Regions from separate parts of the Mus musculus genome. Here region 2 is linked to region 1. The links are chromatin contacts, found by Hi-C or POLR2A ChIA-PET in ENCODE. All regions are on one chromosome and are shown on one strand. The core of a region is the stretch at or near the end of the contact, and the rest is flanking DNA. Distances in the headings are between cores, read along the strand shown. Region 1 holds the start of Tmcc2 (transmembrane and coiled-coil domains 2). Region 2 overlaps Dstyk (dual serine/threonine and tyrosine protein kinase).

Region 1 (3,067 bases), core at 256-2,755:
AGTAAATTCTTAACAACTTGGTCTCTTTTAGGATACACATCAAAATAAGGGACTGGAATGGGGGAAAGGCTTAACAGAGTTAGGAAACTCACAGACTAGTGGGACCGAAGTGAGGCAAGAAGGGTTTGGTGAGTGTGAAAGAGACTGGCAAACTGTAAAATCCTTCAGAGAAAGCTCTGTGACTCACAGGGGGAGGCGCAGCCTTTTACAGTAGCCCAGGCCTGTGTTTCTCAGATGTTACCTTGTGTGAGAATTACCCGACGGGCTTGTGAAACATGGATCTTTGGGTCCATGACTTCTGATTTAGTTGTATCCAGGAATTCGTATTTCTGTCTGGTTCCCTGGTGGTGGTGATGATGATGATGACTACGATGGTGATGATGCAGGGTCCAGTCTATGCCTTAAGAACTACTGGATGCTGAATAAGGGCAACCCATCCATGCCAAAGAAGGCATACAGTTTGCAGAACGAATAGGAATTAATAGAGTAGAATACTACTACTCTCCATTTTTTGGTAGCTCCATCTGCTCTCATCTTCCAAACTGCTTAGCAATAGTATGGGGCAAATGTAACATTCTTTTTCCAGTCTTCAGTACATATCATTAATACCTACCATTAATACCCATTCCTTTTAAAAAGCTGCTTCTGGTGAGCATGTATTTGGGCACTGAGTTTCTAAACATAAAGCCTGCGTTCTTATGAGATGTGTATTTAAAACAGAGAAAGAGGGGATGTAGCAGAACAGTCCCTCTCCTTTGCTTTTGTAGCTATGAAGGTAGGCATGGGTTTGCGACCCAAACCACCTATTCTAGAAGGGACTAGCTTGTCTCTAACTGAAGGGATGCATATAATATAAGGTGCAGAGTTAGGGGAGTGATGATAAACACTTAATGTGTCCCCCAACAAAGCGAATGGGCGGGGTGATCGTGAAGGCCTAGCCTGGGAGAGGTGGCTCCAAAGCCGGCACAGAGCTGAGCTCCAACACAGCCTCAGCCCTCCAGACCCTCCCGGGGGACGCGCGGTGCAACCAAGCCTACAGCGGTGTCCGCGCGCCGTTGCGCAGCCCTCCGGCCTTCCCATTGGCGGGCGGCGCCATCTGCGCTCGCCTCGCCCTGGCGCTGGCGGGCGGAGGCCCGGGCGGGGTAGGCCGCGCTCGCGGCGGGCTGTGGCCGCAGCCTTGCGCGGCTGCTGACGAGGAGCGGGGCGCGGGGCGGGAGGAGGCAGGCCCATGCGGGGCGGCGGCGGGCGGCGGGCGGCGGCGGGGCCGGGTGCCCAGGGCGGCCCTATGGGACCCGCCCGGCCGGCTCCCGCGTGCCCTGCCTGGCCCAGCAGTCCGGCCTGCGGGCGGGGATGCGCGGTGTGGTCCAGCTCCCCGCCGCCCTGCGGGGCCCTGAGGCAGAAAGTTTGGGGGTCGGGAGCGGCCCCCCTCCCGCGCCAGTGACTGCCTAAGGACCGCTGCAGCCCGGCTTCGCCCGCGACCTGCCTCCGCTCCCCAGGTCGGAATGAACTATCCTAAGGCTCCCCCTCTTCGCCCCTCCCTCATCCTCCTTTAAAAAGATAATTTCTTAAATTCAAGAACTCGTGATCTGCCTACTCCCCTCGTCCATAATTTAAACCCCAGGTCTTTTGAGTGCAAGAGGGGGGTGCGGTCTCTCCCCAAGATAGCACGCTAGAAGGACAGATTCCCCTTGCCGACCCACTTACACCATGAAGAGGTGCAAATCGGACGAGCTGCAGCAACAGCAGGGCGAGGAGGATGGGGCTGGGATGGAAGACGCTGCTTGCCTTCTGCCAGGCGCGGACCTCCGGCATGGGGAGGCCTCGAGTGCTAACTCCGCTGGCGGGCCAACTTCAGATGCTGGCGCTGCGGTGGCACCCAACCCGGGTCCCCGAAGCAAGCCTCCTGATTTAAAGGTGAGCGCAGACCGTCTCCAGGCAAGCCCAGCCCGCCACGTAGCTTCCCCCACCCCTCGCAGAAGTGTCTTAACCGAATAAAAGTGATGGGGAAGCTCGCAAAGGTCAGAGAGGATGAATGATGTTCGGCTAGGTTCGGAGGGGGAAGCTAGGCACCATTTGTTCCTGTCTATCAGCTCCATCTCAGTCCTCTGTGTTCTTCATTATTCAGCAAACGTTCTAATGACTCACTCATCTGAGATTGTTTGAAGAACGTGTGTGAAACCCTATTTTGCAGACAAAGGGCTGGCGAGATCTAAGATGCTAACTTAGAAAGTTCACAGTACTCTCCCTTCTGTAGGAAGGCTAGAGAAGAAGATTGTAGCTTGGGAAGCTAAATAGGTGACCGTTACCTTCCTATGCCAATTAGCCTCCTCCGAGTGCGGATTTTTTTTTTTTTTTTTTTTTTTGAGCATCTTCCTGAACGAAGCTCAGTTTGTCCATCTATGAAAGGGGGGTGTAGATGTCTTGCCGTTAGGTGGAGCCAGAGGTTAAGCTAGTGCTTGGAGATCCCTCTCTGCCTCCTGAACCAACCCCCAGGGTGGAGAACTGACAGGTGGCAGGGCAGAGCCTGGGCTGATTGGGGCCTCGGTTCAAGTTGCACACATGCTGAGCCGGCAGCTAGAACCAGAATTGGAAAGGACCGTTCACATGGAGCTGTTTATTTTCCAGCCCGAGGTCTTCCAGACTATTGGCGAGCTGTATTGAATACATCTCTGTATCAATTACAGCAGCAGCCAGGATAAATAATGCGCCTTTGCTGGAGTTACCATCGGGACTGCCAGCTCAGGCTCCTTAGGCCAGCTCACAACTGGGCTGAGAGAGATGTCAGCTCCCGGAAGGAACTTAAATGCCTTGGGGATTGATGCCTTGGAAATTTTCTCCGGAAAGGGTGCAGGGTCTGGGATAGGGGAGCAGAAAGGCCTCCCGTTAGGTTAAAGCCTTGTCCAAATGGCTGTGGGCCCCGGAGGAGCTCACTAGAATAAGCTAATGACATTCCTTCTTTGGTCTGAGCAGCTCAAAGTCAGGAAGCCAGGTGAGTGCATGTGTGCTTTATGTGTGTGTGTGTGTGTGTGTGTGTGTGTGTTGTCCCTTGGGGAAGAGAGCCCACTCA
Region 2 (3,067 bases), core at 397-2,896, 41 kb before region 1:
TCATTACCCTGGCAGCTGCCAACAGCACCCCAGCTGCCAAGATTTCTCAGGACACTGGATGCTTAACTGAGATCTATAACTCCCTAATCAAGCCATACTCTTTCTGTTGACGGCTAAAAGACCATGAGTAAAACAGAGGGACAAAACTGCCTAGCAGGATAAAATCTAGGCAAATCTAAGAGATGTTATCTTAAAAATAATCTCCTTTGAGGATACCACCATTAATCTAAAGGGCTCACTTCCTCAAACAGATTTCAGGAGTATTATAGAGACCAAAGCGTTTGAAAGCCTGTTTGGGAAAGAATATGGCGTTGGTTCCTGGAAATGCTCAAGCAAGTATTCACCACTCTCACGCTGCTTCAGCTGCGGGATCTGCCGACAGCTACGCTTAAGGTGGTAATACTGAGAGACTACTTGCCTTAGTCACCTAACAAGATATTACATCAAACCATCTGTGGGCTGTTTTAGTCCTGAAGCAACAAGCAAGAGGCCTGACTCACTGAAAAGGTAGTTCCACTTCACAATGTACCTGTCTCCTGCTCCCTATCTTCCACAAGTGACATCACCAGAAAAGTTTAAGAGGTCTGTCCCTCTCTACATTCATTATGGTCTTCTGTCCCATGCCTATCTACGAATGCAGCACTTGGCCTCAGTACATCTGTCAGCAACACTAAAACAAGAAATCTACTCTCGTGGGAAAGAGATGGGCACCTCTAGAAATGTAGAGAGCGTTCCCTGAGTGCCCATTTCTGTGCAAGGTATTTAGTAAGTACAAGAGTGAATACCAGACTACTTGCTGGTCTAATCCCTGGCATACACTTAAAGCAGGAAAGCACAAACACTTCTCTGAGTGACCACTTGGGAAAGGACAATGGGCAAGTCTTGAGTCCCACGTACCTTCATTCACCTTATATCATAACGTATATCATACAGAGCAGAGGTTCTTCTATTACTGTTTCTAAGAATCAAACCATGAAGAAATTTCCCAATTCTCTGCATCCTCAGCACCCAACACAATGACTGACAGTGTTTGAAAGTTGTCTATTTGTTCCATGTCAGAATTCATTGGTTGTAAAGAGTTGTCTACAAAAGTGACTCTATTACATTTGCAAAGGGCAGCACTCCTAAAACACCCCATCTTTCCACAGAGAGTTGCTGTGAAGAAAACAACTGCAGAATTTGAAGAGTTCGTCAGCTAGCCTGCCTTCACTCTCGCCTACAGATCCTGGTCTCCTCCTTTTTCCTGGCCCTCGCCAGACTCTCACTTAAGTGACAAGTGTCTGTCCAACTGACGGCCTTGCCGTTCCTATCATAGAAGCTGTTTTATAAGGAAAGCAAACTGACAGCCCTCAGTGAGTTCTAACACTGCTGCTCCCTCTAGCAGAGTGGATAATGAAGCCAATGGAGCCCCTTTCAGGACAACACCTCTGACACAAACTATCAGCGACAGAAAAGCCAATAAAGCCTGCTGCATCAGCCCAACCGCAGGGACACACCCCATTATTCATCCGACCTAAATCATCACCTTCCTGTGCTCCAGCTCGCCTACAGAAATAGTCTGCAGAAGCAAACAGTCAAAGCAGCCAAGACGAGTGCAATGGCACGGGGGCTGAGCTTGAGCCCAGGTCTGCCTCCCATTGCCAGGCACTCTGCCAGGGTTCCATGTGCAACCTACTGAGCTGCGAAGGCCCTTAGCATGGGCACTGCTGTCTCTTGGTGTTCAACATAACACTATCCAAGCCCTCTCCTTCTCGAATGAAGCTTTTCCACGGCTCTCTAAGCTGTCTGTGAGATTTGAATAAGTGCATGATAGAAATGAAGCTGAAAACAGATGCGATCATCTTCCTTCCCTGGAAAAGAGCATAGCTGGCACAGGGAGCAGCCCTGGGGGGCGGGGTGTCTGATGTCTGATCCTCACACTGCTCATCTATGAACTGAGAGTCAGACCATCTTTAACACTCCAATTTTTAAAAAAGATTTATTTACTTATTATTATGTCTAAGTACACTGTAGCTGTCTTCAGACACACAAGAAAGGCCATCAGATCTCATTACAGATGGTTGTGAGCCAGCATGTGGTTGCTGGGATTTGAACTCAGGACCTTGGGAAGAGCAGTCAGTACTCTTAACCGCTGCGCCATCTCTCCAGCTCCACTCTTTCCAATTTTAAATTCTAGTTTTAACTGGTCTGCTGGCTGTTGCTATTACAGTTTCAGAATATGTAGCCTTGGCTAACCTGGACACTAAGTAGTTAAGGCTGGCCTGGAACTCAGAGATCCACCTGCCTCTAATTCCTAAGCCCGGTGTCACCATGTCTGGCTGTTTTTATTTTTAAGTTGTGCGTAAATTTAATTATGAAAGCTCTTCCTGAACTATTAAACACAGATCAAAGGTGACTAGACTAGCCAGGGGCTCTAAGGACCTACAATATAGTCTTAGCATATCTCTAAAGAACAGATCAAAAGCTGTGCCTGACATTGGAGGGAGGAAGGCAACCTGCTTCCGAGTTGCAGCAGGCACCTGGCAGACAGTTATAGGACTTGTGAGTTAATCAGGTTTTCTCTGGTAATTAATACAGCAGCATCTGCATATGGGCTGCCAGAAGGCAGCAGCAGGCTTCGCAGCTGGCGCACATTAACCCTGCCAACTCTGACTGCAGGAAAATTCAAATCAAATTGTCCTAAGTGCAAACCAAGGCTTTAATCTCTCTGTCTTTCTTCATGGTGGTTGTTCTTAAATACAGAGTTACCTTGACTGAATTTCCTTCTAATAAAGACTGCAAGTTAGGAGGAAGAAGTGCAAACAAAGGAGTAGGCTGTCCTGTGGATCTGCTCTAGACGGTATTTTTCATCTCTTTTTATACATTGATCTAGAGGTTATTTGCCTCATCTCAAAGTACTTGATTCTACCAGATAATTTTTGTCCTCATTTATAAATTAGGAAATAGGCTTTTAAAAAAGAGAAAGAAGGAAAAAAGAAAGGAAGGAAGGAAGAGAGAGAGAGAGAGAGAGAGAGAGAGAGAGAGAGAGAAAGAGAAAACAGCTGAGCTTCTGCACTTATTTAAGGAA

What was found. A loop is a pair of places that touch in the nucleus more often than their neighbours do. ChIA-PET counts read pairs that join two places held with the same protein, here RNA polymerase II (POLR2A).
Region 2: a loop to region 1 is called in a map of left cerebral cortex, with 1.9 times the contacts of the local background. The contact joins the enhancer-like site here to the promoter of Tmcc2 in region 1. A Hi-C loop is called at or near these places in 2 of 37 maps with a recorded cell type or tissue (gastrocnemius and left cerebral cortex). POLR2A ChIA-PET finds 5 or more read pairs at or near these places in 2 of 5 experiments (both embryonic stem cell).

The regions. Positions count from the first base shown.
Region 1 is chr1:132,389,824-132,392,890 of GRCm38, reverse strand. It overlaps Tmcc2 (transmembrane and coiled-coil domains 2), which reads left to right and starts at 1,505. Exons shown (of 5, transcript NM_178874.3): 1 at 1,505-1,914. The coding sequence starts at 1,708.
Region 2 is chr1:132,430,495-132,433,561 of GRCm38, reverse strand. All of the region lies in intron 1 of Dstyk (dual serine/threonine and tyrosine protein kinase), which reads right to left. Among named protein-coding and RNA genes, the nearest start is that of Dstyk, 15 kb to the right of the region's middle. Within about 2 kb of position 1,646, at least 1 of the 3 ENCODE cell types and tissues checked has a DNase peak (open chromatin) inside an H3K27ac peak, as active enhancers do; it is gastrocnemius, where a contact is called at or near this core.